Regions from separate parts of the Homo sapiens genome. Here region 1 is linked to region 2. Evidence: chromatin loops called from intact Hi-C (ENCODE). Cell type or tissue: Caco-2. All regions are shown on one strand. Each heading gives the region's core, and the rest is flanking DNA. Links, peaks and the distances in the headings are about the cores only.

Region 1 (10,209 bases), core at 1,788-6,787, 77 kb before region 2:
TTTATTCTGAGGCTCACTAAACAGTTGTCACCCTGTAATTTCTTTTCACTGGGATCTTGGGTTAATTCTACCATTTCATGTATTCTCACATTACCCTTTTGTTCCTTTGATGCTCACTCCAGTTTTGCTGGAGTGTGTTCTTGTTCAGCTTCTCCATGAGGCATGCGCAAGAGATAGCTATCGCATACTTACAAGAGGACTTACCAGCTGTGTGACTTGGGCAAGTTCCTAATCTCTTTACTCTTCAATTTCCTCCACTGAAAAATGGGAATTATGTCACCTGGCTCATGGAGTACTGTGAAAATTACATTTGATAACATTTGTAGAGTGCCTAGCCCTTGGTGTTGAGCAAATTTTGATTTATTTCCCTAATTAAGCCACTCTTCTGCTAAGAGATCTTAGAATGCTCCCATTGCAACCTGGGCAACATGGCAAAACCCCATCTCTACCAAAAATACAAAAATTAGCCAGGTGTGGTGGTGGGTGCCTGTAATCCCAGCTACTCGGGAGGCTGAGGCAGGAGAATCGCTTGAACGTGAGAGGTGAAGGTTGCAGTGAGCCAAGATCGTGCCACTGCATCCCAGCCTGGGCAACAGAGCAAGACCCAGTCTAAAATAATAATAATAATAATAATAATAATAATAATAATAATAATAATAATAATAAAATAAATAAAGAATGCTCCCATTGCCTATGGAATAAAGTTCAAATTCTTTGGCATGACCCAAAGCCCTCCATAATTGGATCCCACCTGACCTTTCCGGATTTGTTTCCTATTACTTCAGGTACCTTGTGCCCTGCCAAACTCTTCGCCCAGCACATCTGTATCTTCTGGTTGTCCAGGCCTTGATTCTCTCTGTTTCCCCTGCCTGGAAAGGCTTTCCCGTAATATGTGTGTATCCAAACTCTATTTCCCTTCTCACCTGCTCCCTCCATGGTACGCCCTTCTCTGATCTCCAGGTATGAGCACTTTCCATCTCTCCTCTGGCTTTTATCCTCTCTACTGAGTATTTCATTTGCTGCGGCCACAGACCTGGCCGCTTGCCTGTGGATGGACCAAACTCTTTCAATGCTTCTCTGCAGCTGGGGCGCCCACAGTGTTGAATGATTCTCTTTTTGCAGGCTGGGCTGAATCCAAGATGCCTTTAGGCAACGTTTCCAGAGGGCCAAAAAATTACTGCTTCCTTCCTGTCTTGCCTGTGCAGCTTTCCTCTCCCAGAAACAGCCCCCTACGCTTACCCCACACAGGGAAGTAAAGGAAAATTTACTTTTAGGGAAGTCACCTACTTGGTGAGCTCTTACAACCACTGGGAAAATGCTGTGCCATTGGGATTAAGTTAAAGGAACAAATTGCACATACCGCTGGGAGAAGTATCTCATTAAGTATGATTTTTTTTTCTTTCTGCCTCTCCTCCTCTTTATAACTTTTTTTTTTTCTTTTTTGAGACAGAGTCTCGCTCTGTCATCCAGGCTGGAAGGCTGGAGTGCAGTGGCACGATCTCTGCTCACTGCAACCTCTGCCTCCCCAGTTCAAGCAATTCTCCTGCCTCAGCCTCCGGAGTAGTTGGGACTACAGATGTGCACCACCATGCCCGGCTAATTTTTGCATTTTTAATAGAAATGGCATTTTGCTATGTTGTGGTCTTGAACTCCTGACCTCAGGTGATCAACCTGCCTTGGGCTCCCAAAGTGCTGGGATTACAGGCATGAGCCTCCACGCCCGGCCCATATAACTTATTTTTAACACTAGCATTCATTCACTTACTCACTCAGTGTTTATTCATTCTATCAGAGATTCTACAAACTTATTACATGACTCTGGGGTGCCAGGCACCGTGGAGGGCTTGGGGACACAGAGAGGAAAGGCATAATCCCTGCCCATGAGGAAATCACAACTAGTTTATATTGGCATACAGATCACTTTTCAACCATGAGGTCCTGCTGAGAGCAGGAGGCAGGAGCCTCTGAGGCTAGAAAGAGTGAGCAGCTGGGTGTGTAGGTGGGAATGGTATAGGAGGAGATTGAGATGGTCCTGGAAGTCTAGTTGAAGAGGGCCCGCGGAGCAGTGAGGTGTCTGAGACAGAATTTTCTCTGCCTCACAGTTTAGCCCTCAGGTATGATGGAGCCTGGTCAGCCACCAGGCTAGGCAGGAAGTTGGGGAGAGGGAAGAAGGGGAGATGATGCAGGCTCTGAATCCAAGGTTCTGCCCTATCACTCAAAGGACAATATTCTTAGACATATTCTCTCCTAACCCAGGTAATAACCTGGACAGCTCCTTGAATATTATGTGAGAGGGAATCACAGGAAAAGGAAAATCCCTTAGCTCACCCAGCTGCATTCCTAGCAATTTCTGTTCATTTTCAGGATGAGCATAGGAGTCATGGGAAAAGAAGGGTGGCCTGAGCTTGTGCTCATCCCAGGCCCCTGGCTCTTCAGAGCCAAGCTAGCCCCAGCTACCCAGACCTGGATGGATGCAGAGGGCTTCCAGCACTGGGGATGCAGTGCTTGGAGTCACGTGTTTCTGTGCAGCCATTGCTGCCTATTACAGACTGAGTTCCATCTGGTGGTCACATCCTGGACTGGCTGCCCAATGGCAGACAAAGCTCCTTTTGTAGCTAGTAGGATGAAGTGAAGGGGAGGCTGAGTTCTTAATGTGGCCAACCAACTTCCAGCCTCTATCAATAAGTTTCTCCCTGGACCTTTTCAAAATCAAGCATTGCCAATGTGACACTGTGGGGCTGAGGGGCTGTGGGTACTGCCTGAAGCCTGGCATTGCCCACAGACTAGGTTCTCTTTATCCCTGGCCAGATCCAGCGTTGGAGTGAACCAAGACAGGCTATAGGGTCTTGGGACCCCAACCTTCTAATTAGAATTTTGTGCTGTCTCCCCTATCCTGGAGGAAGGCTGTCCAGGGAGCCCACCCACCCCCACAAGTTTTTGCAATGGAAGGGTCATCAGAGATAGCCAGTCCAACCCTTTTATTTCACTGGAGTGGGAGTGGGGAGGAGGAAGGGGGAGGATATTGGCCCCTATTATCTACAGAGATAGTGGCTGCGCTGAGGCTAGACTCCAGACCTCCCCCTCCACATTCAGAGATCCTTTTCCTTACACCAGCCATGGCCTTTCTTTCTGGAAATGTGCAGCCTTCAATAAAAGGACAAAAGGAAGGCAGCAATTAGCTCCACAGAGCCAACTGATGATGGCGCAGCTTAAAACAAAGTGATCAGCCTGTAGGTCAGGGGCCATCCTGGTGTGATGGCTAATATTGAGTGTCAACTTGATTGGTTTGAAGGATGCAAAGTATTGTTCCCGGTGTGTCTGTGAGGGTGTTGCCAAAGGAGATTAACAGTTGAGTCAGTGGACTGGGAGAGGCAGACCCACCCTCAATCTGGGTGGGCACCATCTAATCAACTGCCAGCGTGGCTAGAATAAAGTAGGCAGAAGAAAAGAGCAGACTTGTGGAGTCTTCTGGCCTTCATCTTTCTCCCATGCTGGATACTTTCTGCCCTCAAATGTCTAAGTTCTTTAGCTTTTGGACTTTGGAACTTATACCAGTGGTTTTCCAGGAGCTCACGGGCTTGGGACTTGGACTAACTTTCTTGCTCTTCAGCTTACAGACGGCCTATTGTGGGTCTTATGATTATGTGAGTCAATACCCTTAATAAATCCCTCCTCATATATACATCTTTCCTATTAGTTCTGTCCCTCTGGAGAACCCTGACTAATACACCTGGTTCTGCCCACCTTCCACCACAGGCTTTGCTTGCATGTCATGTTTTCTTGCCCTGAGAGCCCCTTTCTCCTTAGCCAGGCACCTGATCAAGATCAGAATCTGGAAACTCTGCATATTTGTGGTATAGAAACCCTTGCTAAGAGCTAGCTCATGTAAGCCTCAGAACAATACTGGGAGATATTATTACCCCACTTTATAGATAAGGGAAATGCAGAGAGATAATGTTATTTGCCAAGGATCACAAAACCAGAAGGTGGTAGAGCTGTATCTCAAACGCATGTCTTCTGACTGTGAATCCTGTTCTTTTTCTTTTCTACCATGAAAAAAATGTGGAAAAATGCTTTGATAACTTTAAGGCCATACATGATATAACATACTAATTATTATCACCACTGCTTCTACCTCTAGCACTGCCATTGCCACAAACGCCATCACTATCACCATCACCATCACAACCATTACTACTACCATCACCATCACCACCACCACCATCAACACCTATACCATAACTACCATCTCCACCATCATCAGCACCATTATCATCACCATGCCACCACCACCACCACTGCCATTGCCAATGCCTGAGTGGAAGAGGAGTGGAGGAGCGAGGTGCCTGAGACAGAATTTTCTCCCCCAAATCCTCCATTATCACCATTGCTGCTAACACCATCAAAGCTAAAACTTGAGGCTGTTTCTATACCTGAAGCCTCAATGTGCTTATTAAAGTGCTAAGTGGCTAGAACAGATTCAGATAATCCAGGGTCTTGTTGCTCAAAGTGTGGTTCATGGACCAGTAGCACTGGCATCCCCTGGGAGCTCGTTAGAAAGGTAGAATCTTAGTCATTACCCCAGACCTACATAATTTCCATCTTAACAAGATACCCAAGTAGTTCACATGCATGTTGAAGTCTGAGAAGCGCCACTCTAGAGCAGGGCTTGGAAACCTACAGGACTCCTAGAGGAGACAGTGGTAAGCTAGAGCCTCCTCTAGTGTGGCTTGTTCGCCCTGGCTGCCAATCCCCTCTCCTAGTCCTGTAGTAGAAGACAAAGAGCAGCCCCAAGGAATGTTGCTTTGGTGTGCTCCAGATAGTGACTTTCAGGGCCTTTGGATAGATTAGGACTCAGAGGCCCACACAAAGAGAAACCGCCATGGGGCCCATGTCTCGACAGCTAGAAAGTGAGATGAGAAGTGTTCTGAGTCACAGGTTAGGATGATGTTTGATATGGTTTGGATGTGTGTTCCCTCCAAATCTCATGTTGAAATATAACCTCTAATGTTGGAGGTGGGCCTGGTGGAGGTGTTTGGGTCATGGGCATGGACCCCTTATGAATGGCTTGGGACCACCCCCATGATACTGGTACTGCATGTGAAAGCTGGTTGTTTGAAAGAGCCTGGCAACTTCTCCCTCTCTCTCTTGCACTCCCTCTCGTCATGTGATATGCCCCCTCCCTCTTCACCTTCCACCATGATTGTAAGCTTCCTGAGGTCTCATGAGAAGCCAAGCAAATGCTGGCACTGTGCCTGTATAGCCTGCAGAACTGTGAGCCAATTAAAACTCTTTTCTTTCTTTTCTTTTCTTTCTGTCTTTTTTTCTTTCTTTCTTCCTTTCTTTCTTTCTTCTTTCTCTCTTTCTTTCTTTCTTTCTTCTTTCTCTCTTTCTTTCTCTCTCTCTCTCTTCCTTCCTTCCTTCCTTTCCTTCTTTCTTTCGTTTGAGACAGAGTCTCACTCTGTCACCCAGGCTGGAGTGCAATGGCGAGATCTCGGCTCACTGCAACCTCCACCTCCCAGGTTCAAACAATTCTCGTGCCTCCACTTCCCAAGTAGCTGGGATTACAGGTGCATGCCACCATCCCTAGCTAATTTTTGTATTTTTAGTAGAGATGAGGTTTTACCATGTTGGTCAGGCTGGTCTTGAACTTCTGACCTCGGGTGATCCGCCTGCCTTGGCCTCCCAAAGAGCTGGGATTACAGGTGTGAGCCACTGCGCCTGGCCTCTTTTCTTTATGAATTACCCAGCCTCAGGTACTTCTTTATGGCAATGCCAACAGACTAACACAATATTTTTGCTTTTCACCAGTGTCGTAAGTCTACACTATTCCTCCTGGATCTCAAATTTGAAAAGGAGTCAAATGAAACTCCCCACCTCTGTTATCTCTTCCACACGTGCCTGAGTGCAACTACAAAGATGGTGCAAGGACTGCTTGGGTGGGAACAAAAACTATAGAACTCATTTTTAATGCAGTTGTAGTTACAAACAAAAACCTGTTGGAAAGTGAAAACTGTCTTATATCACTGCCAATATTCTGTTGCTAAGACACTAAAGGATAGCTTTGCATGGACTAAGTTGATAAATCATTTCAGGGTCTTATGTGCATCGGGAAAGCAATACAGCCAAGTGATTTAGAAGATAGTCAATGGAACCAGATATAGACCCAGATTCAAATATTAGCTCTGCCATGAGGTATTGGCTTTGTGACCTGGGGAAAGTTACCAAATTGTGTACCAGTTTCCTCATCTGTAAAATGGGGACAATATTAGGGATATTAGGAGGATTAAATGAATTAATACATGTGAAGTACCTAGAAGAGTGTCTGTCACATGGTAAGAACTCAATATGTGTTATCTGTTTATTATTATTAGAACAATAAGTGAACACAATAAGCACTTGCCAAGTGTGTTTGGGTGAGGCATCGTACATATCAGGATCTTGGGAGATGGAAGAGTTAAGAGGAATAAGACATGGGCCCTGCTCTTAAGGTCCTTTAGTCTAGAAGAGAGAAAATATTGCTATGGTTTGAATGTGTCCCCCAGAGTTTATGTGTTGGAAACTTAATCCCCAATGCAACAGTGTCGAGAGGTGGGACTTTTAAGAGGTGATTAGGTCATGAGGACTTTGCCTTCATGAATGTGTTAATACTGATCATAAAAGGGCTTGAGACTGTGAATTCAATCTCTTGCTCTCTCTCGCCCCTTTTTTCGCCCTTCTGCCATGGGATGATGCAGTGAGAAGGCCCTCACCAGATACCAGCCCTCAGCCTCAGGAACAATGAGCCAGTAAGTTCCTCTTTACTATAAATTACCCAGTCTCAGGTATAGCCATACAAAATATATTAAGACAGAAAACTGGTACTGAGAAGCAGGGTGTTGCTATAACAAATACCTAAAAATATAGAAGCAGCTTTAGAAGTGCGTAATGAGTAGAGGCTGAAATAATTGGAAGGAATGGTCTAGAAAAAGCCTAGATTGCCACGAACGGAGCTTTAAGGGTGATTCTCATGAGGGCTCAGAAGAGGAGAGCTGCAGGGAGAGCCTAAATATCCTTAGGGATTTTACTTAAGTGGTTGTGATCAGAATGTTGCTAGAAGTATGGACAATAAAGGCCATCCTGATGGGGTCTCTGATGGAAATGAGGGACAAGGTGTTGGAAACTGGAATAAAGGCCATTCTTGTTATACAGTTGAAAAAAAAAAACCAAACTTGGCTGAATTGTGTCAGTGTCCTAGGACTTTGAGGAAGGCAGAAATTAAGAGCAATGAACTAGGATACCCGGCAGAAGAAATACCCAAGCAGCAAAGTGTCCAGGGTGTTGCAGGGCTTCTTTTGGCTGCTTACAATAAAACGAGAGAAGGGAGAAATGATTTAGACAGAATGCATAATTAAAAGGGCAACAGAATGGAAAGATTTGGGAAACTGTCAAGCTGGCCAGGTAAAGAATTAAAAAGTGTGTCTGGGAGAGAATATGAAGGATATGGCCAAGCAAGCATTTTCTAAAGAGATTAATATGGGTAGAGGGAAGCCAGGTTCTATTTATCGAGACAGTGGGAGAATGACCCTGAAGGCATTTCAGAGCAGTGGTTGAGCCACATATGGGGCTTCTTCTAAAGCTGCTTCTATATTTTTAGGTATTTGTTATAGCAACACCCTGCTTCTCAGTACCAGTTTTCTGTCTTAATATATTTTGTGTGGCTATACCCGAGACTGGGAAATTTATAATAAAGAAGAACTCATTGGCTCATTGTTCCTGAGGCTGAGAAGTCCAAGACTGAGGGGCTGGTATCTGGTGAGGGCCTTCTCACTGCATCATCCCATGGCAGAATGGTGAAGAAGTGGTGAGAGAGAGCAAGGTACAACCTTGAGGGCAAGTTTTCCAAAGCATTTGCTACCCTGTACCACCTTGAGTCTCTGCTTCCCATACTCTGGTGCAGTGCTCAGCTGCTCCAGCTGTGAATCAAGTGGTGGCCCCAGATGTGGCTCAACCACTGCTCTGAAACATACAAACTGTAAACCTTGGTGGCAGCTGATTCTGCAGGTGTGCAGAATGCAAGAGCTATGGGCCCATAGCAGTCTCCATCTAGACTTCAAAGGATGTTTTAGACAGTATGAGGGCCCAGGCAGGGACTCAGTGCAGGGCGGAGCCACTGCAGAGCCCCCGCTAGGGCAATGCTCAGTGAATCCTTAGGAGCAAGGCTGCTGGGGACCTCAGGGCAATGCTCAGTGGAACTGCAGAGTGGGCAGCCCTGAGATCCCAGAACTCTAGGGCCACTGGCATACAGCTCCAGCCCGCAGGACTCTGCCCTCACTAATGGATTAACACAGTTATCTTTGAGAATGGGTTAGTTATTTCAGGAATGGGTTTCTGATAAAAGGATGAGTTTCTCCCACTTCTTTCTCTCCCTCTCCCTCTCTCTCTCATGCATATGTGCTCTTTTGCCCTTCTGCCTTCTGCCATTAGGTGATGCTTCATGAAGCTCCTTTGTGTAGTGCCGGACCCCTGTTGATTCCAATAGGGATGGCACTTTGTCTGAGAGGAAAAAAAAAAAAAAAAGTCCTGGAGCCAGCAAATGAGGGTTTACTGGGGGGACTTACATATGGGGCAGTCCAGTGGTGGCAGGCTGGATGGGAAGGCTGCTACAGTTTGTAGAAAGAATGCAGTTTATATGGCATTTTCACTTATCAACCTCCACCTAGCAACCTCCATCTGACCCAAAGCACAGGGCCTCAATCCCCTGTATGGCCTGTGTTCCAAGGGATGGGCCAGAGGCTCAGATGTCCTCCTCAGATAAGGAGCAAATCTCTGCATTGGCCACTCCTGGATTCTTCAGCTCAGAACTCTGAACACACATTCTTCTCAGACCACAGGTTGTCTTCAGGTTATGCTTAAGTGACATTATTGCTCTCAGGTGCGCCCACCATACACCTTACCAGATGTAGGCCCCTTGATCTTGGACTTCTCAGACTCCAGAACTGTAAAATATAAGGCTATGTTTCTTATAAATTACCTAGTCTGTGGTATTCTGTTATAGCAGCACACGACAGGTTAGGACAAATTGTGACAGGCCAAAAGTGAGGAATGCCACAGAAGTGAGACCCATAAAGAACCTGAGTTTTGAGAAAGGGGGTTGGATTCCAGAAGGCGAAGAGCAGAAATCAAGATAGAACCTGAATATTCTGAGATCTCAGAGAAGGGAATATTATCTTGAGTAATTTGAGACAGTTGGAAAGTAAAGAGTTTTTTTTAGGTTAGAGGCCTGGTGCGTGTGTGTGTGTGTGCGTGCGCGTGCACCCACTCACAAAAAGAAAGACCAACTTTTTTAAGAGAAGAGAGAAAGAAGCTTTTTCAGCACCCCCTACAACCTCATTCCACTAGGCAGCTTCATTTATTCATTAGCACATGAGTATGGCACCTTTATTTCAGCCATCCCAGCTTTCAGGGTAGCTGGGGGTATTCTGAGAGTCCAGCTTTTCTTGCTAGAGACAGAAGGAGCCAAGTGGAGATTTCCAGGTCACAGCAGAGCTGAATGCCTCTCCCTTTGGGAATGTACTGTGGCCCTGACCTCATGACACTGGAAGGAATCTGGCCCAGAGTCCATTTACATGGAGGCCGATTTATCTATAAATTTCTAAAGTGTAGCTGTTTTCTTAATAACTGAGAAAAGAAAAGACGACTACAGCCTGATTTAGAATATTTTTACTCAGCTATTTTGAGCCTGTGTGGTAAAACTTCAGCTTTTTGGAACTCCAAAAGGATGAGTTGTGCCAAAGGATTAAAAGGTTTAATCCTTGGGTGCTCAAACTTAAAGTTAAATCATTTTGATGAGCTTTAGAAAATGTATACATACTTCTTTGCTTTGTTTAGTAAAGTATTTGGAACGTGATTTAGCCTTTTCTTGATGAGTTAGGGTGCCTACTATAGTATTCTGTTGCCCTTATAATCTTGTATATAGGATGCCTTGACCTCACACTAAGTGGGTTCAGATGGCTGTGTATTTTGAATTTTGTATAATTTTACTGAAACATAAAAGAAAACAATAGACTTCTGGATTCAGCTCTAGCATGTAAAGAACTTGGACATTGTCATTTCTGTCCTTATAACAAGAAAAAAAACGGACAATGGAAAATCAGTGACTTTTCTTGGACCCATCAAAGAATTGAGGTTTCAGGACAAATCACTACCTTGAAATATGGAGAGACAGAC
Region 2 (10,686 bases), core at 2,043-7,042:
CAATAGATGCTACTTAAAGTGGGGTCAGCATCTGGGAGCTTGTTAGAAGTGCAGATTCTTGGGTCTTACCCTAAACATACTGAAGCACACTCTCTGAAGGGTGGGGCCCAGAAATCCATGATGCAATAAGCCCCCCAGGGGATTCTGATGCTCTCTGCACATGTAGAGCATGTCTCCATGGTCACCCCTTCCAGCTCTGACTGGCCATGATTCTATCTGAGAATGGTTAAAGGATCTAAAACCACATTTTTCTCAACACCTATCTCAAGCTTCCTAGATGGATCCACCTGCCATTGGATACTCATTAATGCTTATGGTTCCCCGAATCTGTGTAAGGCAGGGGTTGCTTTCTGAATCAGCAAATACCTTAGCGTTTCCAAACCAGTTATTTCCATGTCTTGAGATGCTCAACATTGCCACGTCCACGCCCTAAGGGACTTCCCAATTAATTACGCTGCCGAGCTTGTCAATAGGCTGGTTCCTTCATTGTTTTAGAAGGAAGAATCAGAGAAGCTGTTCTCATGCCAAAGGAACCCTCATTTGCTGCCACTGACCCAGAGTTCTCAGCAGTTCTGGTCTGATAACTGAGGATCCACTCCATAGCCCTGGCAATGGGGAGCTCTGTGTCCCACTCTATCTGCCTCAGTGTGGCAAAGCCCTTCCATACCTTCTCTCTGCACCTAAATTGCATCCATCTCCTTAAATAAATCACTCTTGGTAAAACCCCTCTTCCATCCTCCGGGCCAGATATCCCTGGCTGTGAACGGTTTGGCCCTTTCACCTCGGTAGGGTTTATATTAGCTGGTGTTCAGTATTCTTGATGGGGAGGTTGCCTTTGCCGGGAGATTTGTCTGTTATCTGTGCCTTGTGCTTGAAAGAAATTGGATGAAATGCATGTTTTAGCCACACACCCTGCATACAGATTAAATGGAACTGCCTTGGTAGAGAATAATTAAGCCAAGGACCTTGTTTTTCACCTTCATGATGAAAGACAAATGACTTCCAAAGGCTTTAATAAGATGGAACTTGAAATGTTCTCCTACTTTGGCCAGCTTGGGACTTTCAGAACAGCCTTGTTCATAAATATTCTGTGCAACGACTGCATTTTCATTTAATTGTAGATAGAGTCATTTTGCAGGAGCTCTTGTCTCCATTTTTGACCCAGTGTAATCAAGGCATATTACACCATTTGTTGTTGTTAAAGAGTCAGTTTCAGCTGTATTATTAACTCTTTGAGAAGAAGACAGATTTTTCCCTGCCAGATGCATTCTGCTTCTCACCAGTCTTTTGGGGGTGATGAGGGTCTTGTGGGGGCCACCATTTCTCTCCTTTTCTCATCTTTTGAAGTGACTGTCAATTGGACAAGAAAACAGATTGATTGCCTAGTGGGAAACTAGACCCCACTAAGTCATAAATATGAAATGGGCCTGAAATAGACATATTTCAGCAAAAGACATCCTTCCCCAAATAGCTCTTCTCTAGCAAAAGGATTTCCTAGCAATCATCATCTCTTTTTCTCTTCAGTGTTAGGTTTTCTGTCTGTGCCAAGGTGATTTTTCCTGTGTCTCCTGGATTCTTTCTCACTTTTGTAATAACAGTGTTTGCTCTTTCCTTAGCAAAACCGGCTGTAAATGGGTGTCACCCTGCCTAGCTGGCTTTCTCAGGCTTTGTTCCAAACACAATGCTGTCTTTTCTTAGCCGTGGAAATGGGGCTGTTCTCCACTGGTTTTTGAGAGAATGGCCTTTTCCTATTCTGTTCATATAAACCAGCCTCACACCTCGGCGGCCTGTTGTTTTTGGGGTTCTCTTAATGCAAAAGAAGGTTTTTACTATGGACAAGGGGAGTTGGGAGGGCCCTGGTCAGAGACATGCTGCATCTGGCTGAGATACGAGGAGACTGAGGAGTCAGTTTGGAAGGATCCACCTGTGGGCTCTGATGCCCCACAAAGATTGTAGGGTGTCAGGCTTTCAGTTCATACAGAAGGTGTCCCCTGCCTCTTCCCAGAAAGCAGTAGCCTTCCAGTTGGTCCTGTCACTGTCCGACCCAGGACCGGGGCACACTCATTCCCCTTCTCTGACCTTGAGTTCCTGGCCTGAGGATGCAGCCAGGATCTAGGGTCTCTGGGTCTTCTCAGTTGCAGAATCTAAGGCTGGAGCTTAGTTTGCAGCCCTGCTTCCCACACTGTTTCCTGCAGATGCTGTGCACACAGGGCAATGGCTTATCCACCCGTGCCCCCAGCCATGGGAGCCGAGTGACTCATCTTGGCAGGTGGAGCCATTGCCTCTGCCAGCTCTTGTTCAGAGCCTTCACCTGGTGGTTGGCTGAGCTGATTTGAGTGAGCACAGCGTCCAGTGTGTGGGTTTGTTCACAGGTGAATGTGCTTGATTACATCCTGCTGTTGGGGGCAGCTGAAGTGAAGTGGAAAGAACCTTGGACTTGGAGTCAGGAGTGTCTGGGTTCTTGCCCAGGTCACCAGCTCTGTGGATCAGGCCTCCCTTCCTCCCTAACCACGCAAGGTGCTGAGCACACAAAAAGTCAACAAGATGCAGACTTTGCCCTCGTGGAACTCCCAGTTTAATGGAGGAGTCAGAAACTGTGAATAGAATATAATACAGTAGGGGCCAGGATACGCTCAGAGCAGAGGGACACCTCCTCAGCCTACAGGGTGTGAAAATCAGGGAGGGCTTCCAGTGGGAGGTGATGCTCCAGCTGCATGTACAGGAGACATGAGAAGTAAGCCAAGGGGACAGCAGGGCAAAGGCATGAAGGCCAGGGAAGTGTATGGTATATGGCACCTCAGTGTTTCAGGAGCATAGAGCGGAACCCTGGGATCAACAGGTGGTAAGACCACAGCAGGTGGGGCCAAGTCCCAGCAACCTCATTTGACATAGGAGCTTGGGCCTCATCCGGAGGGTAAGGTGCACAGTAACTGGGCCAGATTTGCATTTTAGAAAGATCCTTCCGATGGCTGGGATGGAGGATGGTTGTGCAGGATCTGGAGGCCTCCTGGGGGACTGGGGCAGTGGTCAAGGAGAGACAGTGGGCCTGGAAAGTGACAGTGGGGGTGGATGGGGGGAGCAAATCTGACGAAGATTTAAAATCTAGAATTGGATGGCTGGCGTGATCAAAATTGGAGATAACAAGAGGGACGGGGGTGTGGGGAGGCAGGTAGTGAGCCCTCAGGGACATCCACGTTGAGCGTCTGGCCCAGCTGGCACTTGGATATTTGGGTCTGCAAATCCAGATTTGGTTGGCATTAGTGTATGGGTGGTGGCTGAAACCACGTGAGTAGATGCAAACGGAGATCCACAGGCCGTGCGTATCGAGTGAGGAGAGTAGCAGGCCAAGGATGGGACCTGGAAAACAGCCCGGAAGGGATGGGAAATAGCAGGAGACTGGAAAGGCAAGGTCAGAGGATGGGCAGGTGCAGGGGAGTGGGTCCAGGGCATGGAAAATTCAGGAAAGAGGGATGATGCACAGTCAGGCAGAGCCTCCCAGGAGGATGGACCAAGCAGTGTCCTCTGGGCTGGTCTGTGAAGACCCAATCCCTGTCTTGAAGAGCAAGCCATTTCCTTCTCTGGGACTCAGTTTCCTCATCTAAAATCTAGGGATTAGCCTTGGTGCTTCCAAGAGCCCCTGGCACTAAGCGTCTGTAAAAGCAGAAACTTCTTTTTTCTTTTTTTCGAGACAGAGTCTTGCTCTGTTGCCCAGGCCGGAGTGCAGTGGCACAATCATGGCTTACTGCAGTCTCAACATCCTGGGCTCAAGCAATCCTCCAGCCTCAGCCTCCTGAGTGGCTGGGACTACTGGTGTACACCACTGTGCCCAGCTAAGAAACTTCTTATAAGAAATTAGGGGGCACCCTTCCTACATCCCTCAATCAGGCCCACGCTGCCCTTGAAGGCTGGATGAATGAAAACCCAGAGAAGTCAGAGCTGGAAAGGACTTTGCGGAGATTTTAGTCCAGCCCACCGTGTGGAAGGTAGCCTGATGGAATGGAGTCAATCCCTGTCTTTTCCCAGCTTGGCAGCCTCGGGCAGACACTCCACCTCGCTGAGCCTCAGTTTTCTCACTTGTAAAATAAGGCCCCTGAGACCCACCTTGCAGATGTGTTTGAAGGTCAGTGAGAAATGGGAGCTACTTGTGCTTATTAAAGATGAGCCCCAGGACCGGAGAGGTGACCTGATTGACTCGAGGTCACAGAGCAGGGCACTGTGGTGACCAGAGCCCAGGCTTCTGAGGACAAGCCCACTAGGGTCAGCTGACTGCCAGAGGTCATAAATCAGCAGCCGTGGGCCAGTGCAGCCCACAGATGTGTTTTGTTTGGCTCATGCGGTGTTCCTTTCAAAATGGAATTTGTTGCTGACATTCAAAAGTGGGAGATTTTACTTCAAAAATTTATATTTTCTTGAAAACTTGGAAGAATTAGCAGCACTGAGCCTGCATCCCACTGGGGCTAGTGTCCCCTCCCATGGCAGGAGGGGTGGCCACCGCCCCATCCAGCCCTCCCCCCTCACTAATGGTGAGTTACTTGCTTGACCCCTGAGGTGATGTGAGTCTGCAACCCCAGCCTTAGACTGACCATTTGTCTTGAATTTTCTCCTAAAGCCCTGCCCGCTGTTCACTGAAACAGCTCAATATTTCACAGCTGAGGCCCAGACCTTGGCCACTGAGTAAGAAGGCCTGGCAAGAGATGACGGGAGAGACAGGAGGGCAGAGAGTTTCCAACAGCTCAGCCCCATGGGGGATGCTGGGAGGGCCTGGCCCCTGCAGGCTGCCGGGGGTCAGCAAGGGAGTTGGCTGAGGGCCCCTGGGGTTTCCTCATTCCTCCCTCCTGGAGTGGGAGGAGGCTATGGGCCTAGCCGGCTGGGCAGGCTGAGATCTTGTCCCTGAATTGCCCTACTTTGTTGATGGGGGGTGGGGGAGTGGGGAGGGACTGCAGCCCCTGGCTTAGTGCAGCCCTGTTTATGTAGGGGAATGTCTGGTATGTTTGGTATTTGGGTGTTTACTTCCCAGGGTGCTCATGGGTCCCTGGTGTTGAAATGTGGCTCCTCCATGCAGGGGGGGCCCTGGTGGGCCTGGCTGGCTGTGTGAGGCCTGAGGCTAGATTTGGAGGCTGCGGGGCTGTTACTCCAGGCCTGCTCACTGACAACTCAGCACGCCCTGAACTCCCCAGCCTGCTCCTCCCTCTCCGCAGTACTCCTTTCTGTGCCGCATTCTGCCCGGAGGCAGGCCAGTGTGCCGCTGCTGCAATAGCACCACCTCCGCCTTGCCTGCGAAGGAAGGCAGGGAAGCTGGCATCACGGAACTCTTCCTGTGCTCCCGGCTCTGGGCTGGAACTCAGTCCTCATTACTACCATGTGCGGCAGGGCTCAGTACCTTCCTGTACAAGTGAGGAATGGAGGCTCAGAGAGGCCAAGTAACTTGCCCAGGAGCACACAGCTGGTCTACAGCAGAGCTTCTGGAGGAACTCAGGTCTTAAAGACCACCCCCCAACCCCACCAACCAAAGCTCACACTGTCAACTCTGATGCCACAAGTCTCAGATTAGCCTGGTTCTGTCTGCCCAGGCAACAATTCTTAGTATGAGACAGAACCCTCAGACTTGGGCTACTCTGGTTAGTGCTGGGGGTTTTGGTTTTTCTTTTGTGTCCATTTTTGCTTATCACTTCCTTTATTTCTTTGTCCATGTGAGAGTTTCTGTATTTTCAGCGCCTTGGGTTGAGAATGTAATTTCTCTTTCTCATTCTGTCTCTCTGTGGGTCCTGCAAGCTATGTTTTTGAAAACGCTTATGAAAAGTCAGAATTCAAAATCACATCTGGGCTGCTGTTTGTCACAGTGGAAATGCCGCGCCACCTGCAGACGGGGCCTGAGAAACACGGAAATGGGTGAGGGTTAGGCCCGAGAGGAGCTGGTGACGTCCCCTCCTTTAAACCATGGAGCTTGAATGTTACACCTTCATGTAAATTGTGCAATAACGTTTTTTAAAACATGTTAAAAACTTCTAACTCTAAAGGCAGTGATCATGATCAGACCACCCACCCCTTGAAGAGCAGGACGTGCTCAGGCCCTGCGGCCCAAAGACCTGGATACGAGTCCTGCGCTGTCACTGAGCATCTACGCAGCCTTGATGTTCTTAGTTTCCTCATCTGCAAAAGTGGGGAAGCTGAATAGAGCTGTGCTGGGTGACTTACTGAGATGGCAAATTAAATGTAGTTAATTTAGTTAATAAACACCCATTCTGTGCCATGCTCAGCTCTGGTGGCTGAGTGACAGTGGTGAAGGTGATGATAGACTGAGATATTTATATAGATTAACTATGAATAGATTAAGGTTCTCATGGGAAACTGACAACGGGCAGGCAAACATGCATGTGAAAAAGATAAGTGCTGTTAGTGAATGCACCTTGAAGGAAATACACAGGGAGATAGTAACAGGACAGGGCTTTTAGTTTGGGGTGGTCAGTAAAGACGTCAAGAAGGAGCAGCAAGTACAAACCCGGGGGACAGGGAAGAACTTGTCGTTTTGAGGGAGAGGAAGAAGGCCCATTGTTGGAGTTGAGGGGTAGAGGAGGGCGATGTAGTGGAAGGTCAGAGAGGCAGGAGGAGCCAGGTTTTCTCGGTTCTGTGGGCCACATGTGTTGGAAGCTGTTGGAGGGTTGCAAGCAGAGGAGCTGACTTGTGTTTTAGCCAAGGGAGAGCCCTTTGGAGCCACTGCAGCCGTCCAGTGCAGAGGCGACGAGGGCTTGGACCAGGCTGGAGGCAGCAGGGATGGAGAATGTGGTGGACACCTTAGAGATGTATTTTGCAGGTGGAATCATGACAACCTGCTAAATGGACTGTGTGAGTCCTTAATCGGCTCCAGGGCAAACTTCTCTGGGCACACAAATCTGCGTGCGCATGTACTGCATACAGATCCTGATTCAGTAGGTCTGGGTGGCCTTCAAGACTGCATTTCTAACAAGAGCTTGGGTGAGGCTGATTGTGCTGTTGGCCAACCACACTCCACAGTGCCTGACTCCTGGCAAACGTCCAGGAAGTGCTCGCTGTGGGGATGACCACGAGCCCTGTAGGAATCTCTCAACTGTTGCTGTCATTGACTCCTGCCTGCAGGCCGTGACTGGGTCCAGGACTGGGGGTGGACTTATGTAAATCACAGAGATAGATTCATACACGAGATAGTCTTGTTTGCCTATCAGATCCATTCCCGTTTTACCCTGCTCTGTGCCCCAGGTGGCTCATCTCAATGGACCACATTACCCAGGAGTCCTTCCACTCTGGCTTCTGGTTGAACTTGGCCATTAGGAGGTACCAGCCTTAGAAAAGAATTTGGGATATTCATTCCCCTGATCCCTCCCTGCTGGGCACCCATTGGGCAGTGGTGTGTTCCTCTACCAAAGAGCACAGCTCCTGTCTGGTGACCCTCTGCCATGGCTAAGTGACAGCTCTCCCTGGGTTCCAATCATCACTCCTGACCCTAGCCTCAGGCCGGAGGTGTTCGTGACTCCACTGCTGCTGGTCCCGGGTTCCCTAAGCTCTGTCCACCCCCTGTAAGTAGTTCCCTCATTAATTTCCTTTAAATAAACCCCTGTTTCCTGCTGGGATCCCCTAGTCCAGGGGCTTTGGTACCGACCGAGGTGACCCACCTCTGCCTTTTATTGGCGGCTGCTTAAGGGCCCTTCCGCATCCAGGCTCTGCTGCTTTCTCAGCGGTTTTAGGAATGTTGCTGAGGGTGGGATTTCACCCCTGGTCACTGGGGACCATCTTCAGCTCCTCCATTAGCCCCTGGCATCACCTGACCTCCAAGGGTAGAAGCTTGGTGTCCCAGGCATCTTTCAGTGGCATGTGGCAGAAACCTTCTCAAACTCCCTTCAAGCCAAGGGAGGAATTTTGACAGATTCATAGTCCCAATGACAAGGAGCATAGTCAGTCCTCACCAGGGTGGCATCAAGAGGACCAAGACAGCGTCTTTCTCTGTGTGTCTTCTGTTGATTGTTCCTCTGTCTGTGCCGTTGGCTTCTGTCCACATCTCTGCATGTTTCTCTCCCTGTGGCACTGCCTCTGTGTCTCTCTCTCCCCTTCTTCATCTCCGTGTTCTGTGTGTTTCTCTGTCCCACTGTCTCTGTCTGTCTGCCTGTTTGTCGGGAGTGCTCTGTCTCAGGGCCTGGTGAGGTGAGCAAGCCTGGGTGAGGTGCCCGGGGGCGTGGCATGTAGGGAGGTGCTTCCTCTTTGGTGCTGACCCTGCACTTGCTTAAATGTGTGCCTTGGGCACCCCACCTGCTTTCCCCTGCTCCAGGCCCGGCTTTTCTCTCCATCCCCCTTTCCCTCTCTTTGCCTGTTTCTTTGTCTCCCTGACCCCGTCTTGGAGCTGAGTGGTTGTTTCTCTCTTGGTACGTGGTCTCTGGTCTCTGCTCACCCTAAACTTCACAGCCCGATCTTCCTGCCTCCCTGTGCCTGGGGGTGAAGTTGGTTGCCCGGCCCTGCATGACCCCTCAGTCCAGCACTCAGGATCTCCCTGTCCAATTTAAAATTCCAGGAGAGTGAGTACAGCTCGGCTCAGCCATTCATGCCTCGTCCAGTCAGCTGTGGCAGGGGCTTGAGAGCAGGCTGTCTGAGGAGGGGTCTGGGTGAGGCGGGGCTGCTCTGCACGAGGGCCCTCTTGGTCCTGAGTCCCCAGGTCTCTCCATCCAATGTGAAGTGTGGCACAGCAGTACCCCTCACTGCCAGGACCCGGATGGCCTTGCCCTTGGGCCTTCCTGGGAAACTGCAGGAAAACAGAGCCAACACTAAGTTTGAGAACAGGGAAAAGCATGCTCCCCTCCCACCCTCAGCCCGCATCTCATGGTTCTTTAAATGTATTGAGCGTCAAGCTGCCTCCTCTTCAAACATCCTGGTTCTTCCAGCTGTATCTGCGGAAACAAATCATTATCACCCAGTTTGGGGTTCTGGTTTCAGATGTCAGAGCCATGTGTGGTACAAATACTCTCTGCCGTCTTTCTCCCACACATGGGCAAATGCTTTAGAGAATTCAAGAAGCACCAGGAAGGAGGAGGCAGCAGCCCTGACTCTGGGGACGAAGGAGCCCCAAGAAGGGCTGGGGAGAGTCTCCAAGTGGTCCCTGTCTAGGGGTACAGATGGCACAGGCCATGTTAGCTGTGGGGCATGAAGGCAGAGGGGATCTGCCAAATGCCTGTCTTGTTTCTGGTAGGGCCTTAACAGCTGTTTTCTACACCTCTGGGCAGCTCTTAAATAGCAGTGCGAGGATTTAGGGGTGATGCAGCACAGTTTCAATGGGGAAGGTATGAGGATGGGGCTTTGGGATCACATCTTGCCTCATTGGGAGATACCAGCCAAGGTTGGGGGCATGGGTGCAGGAAAGGCCTGGGGCTGGGCTTGGAAGCTGGTGGTGGCTGTGGAACTGGGGGCTCTAGGCCTCAGCACACACCCTAAGTTTTTTCCTGGCCTGCTTAGGGCTCATGCAGACTTGCCATAGCTGTCAGGGGCCTGTGCCCCCAAATCTAAACTCTGCCTTCAGCCAGTGTGCTTCTAGGGAAGGCAGGCTCCCAGCTTTGCTGGCCTACTACAAACAGAGAGAAGAGGCCACCCCGGCAGAGAAAGCTCCCGTGAGCGCTGGGGAAAAGGCCATGCAGATGCAAACGGGTGATAAGTCACTTTGTAATGAAAGAATCTAAGCCTGTAGCATCTCTCTCTGGAATCCTGAATTCCATTCATTCATCTGAGTGACATTTGTTGAGCCCCTCCTGAGTGCCACACTCTGTACCAGGTGCCGGGAATGCTCAGGTCCGGTTCTTCAGGCTAGCAGGGAAAACAGGCACCCACACAAACCGACGCTTGTGGTAGGATGCGATGGAGACTCCTACAGTGCTGTAGCAGCACCAAAAAAGCAGCGGATTCTTTTTCTTTTTTAACTTTTAAGTTCAGGGGTATGTGTGCAGATTTGTTATATAGGTAAATTCATGTCACGAGGGTTTGTTGTACAGATTATTTCATCACCCAGGTTCTAAGCCTAGTAGCCAATAATTATTTTTTCTGATCCTCTCCCTCCTCCTACCCTCCACCCTCAAGTAGGCCCCAGTGTGTGTTGTTCCTCTCTGTGTGTCCGTGTGTTCTCATCATTTAGCTCCCACTTATTAGTGAGAACATGCCGTATTTGGTTTTCTGTTGCTGTGGTAGTTTGCTAAGGATAATAACCTGAGCTCCATCTATGTTCCCGCAAAGGACATGATCCTGTTCCTTTTTATGGCTGCATAATATTCTATTGTGTAATATGTACCACATTTTCTTTATCCAGTCTATCATTGAGCATTCAGGTTGATTCTGTGTCTTTGCTATTGTGAACAGTGCTGCAATGAAAATACACATGCCTGTGTCTTTATGGTAGAATGATTTATATTCCTTGGGGTATATACTCAGGAATGAGATTGCTGGATTGAATAGTATTTCTGTTTTTAGCTAAAAGCAGCTGATTCTATCTGGGGAGTCAAAGGACCCTTCCTGGAGGAGGTGATGTTTACTCTCGAGGTTCAGTTAAGAGTTTACCAAGTGGGAAAGGAAGGATATCTCACTCAAGGCTGAGAGGGCCTGGCTGGCTTGGAGAAGGGTGAGACATTTGGACTAGAGGGTGATGCAGGAGGGGATGAACGTGGCTGGAGAGGGGAGGAGGAG

What was found. A loop is a pair of places that touch in the nucleus more often than their neighbours do. Peaks named below come from ENCODE experiments on the same cell type or tissue, not always from the same donor. Only the 100,000 strongest peaks of a DNase experiment are listed, where the experiment ranks them.
Region 1: a loop joins it to region 2, with 4 times the contacts of the local background. A loop is called at or near these places in 2 of 110 quality-filtered maps.

What each region holds. Positions count from the first base shown.
Region 1 is chr14:75,371,306-75,381,514 of GRCh38, forward strand. No RefSeq gene overlaps it. Among named protein-coding and RNA genes, the nearest start is that of JDP2-AS1, 51 kb to the right of the region's middle. In Caco-2, for the core only: no CTCF peak of the experiment used is centred there; a DNase peak (open chromatin) is centred at 3,776.
Region 2 is chr14:75,448,252-75,458,937 of GRCh38, forward strand. All of the region lies in intron 2 of JDP2 (Jun dimerization protein 2), which reads left to right. Among named protein-coding and RNA genes, the nearest start is that of JDP2, 26 kb to the left of the region's middle. RefSeq lists enhancers at 3,746-4,260, 4,261-4,776, 4,777-5,290, 10,639-10,686. In Caco-2, for the core only: no CTCF peak of the experiment used is centred there; DNase peaks (open chromatin) are centred at 2,365 and 4,970.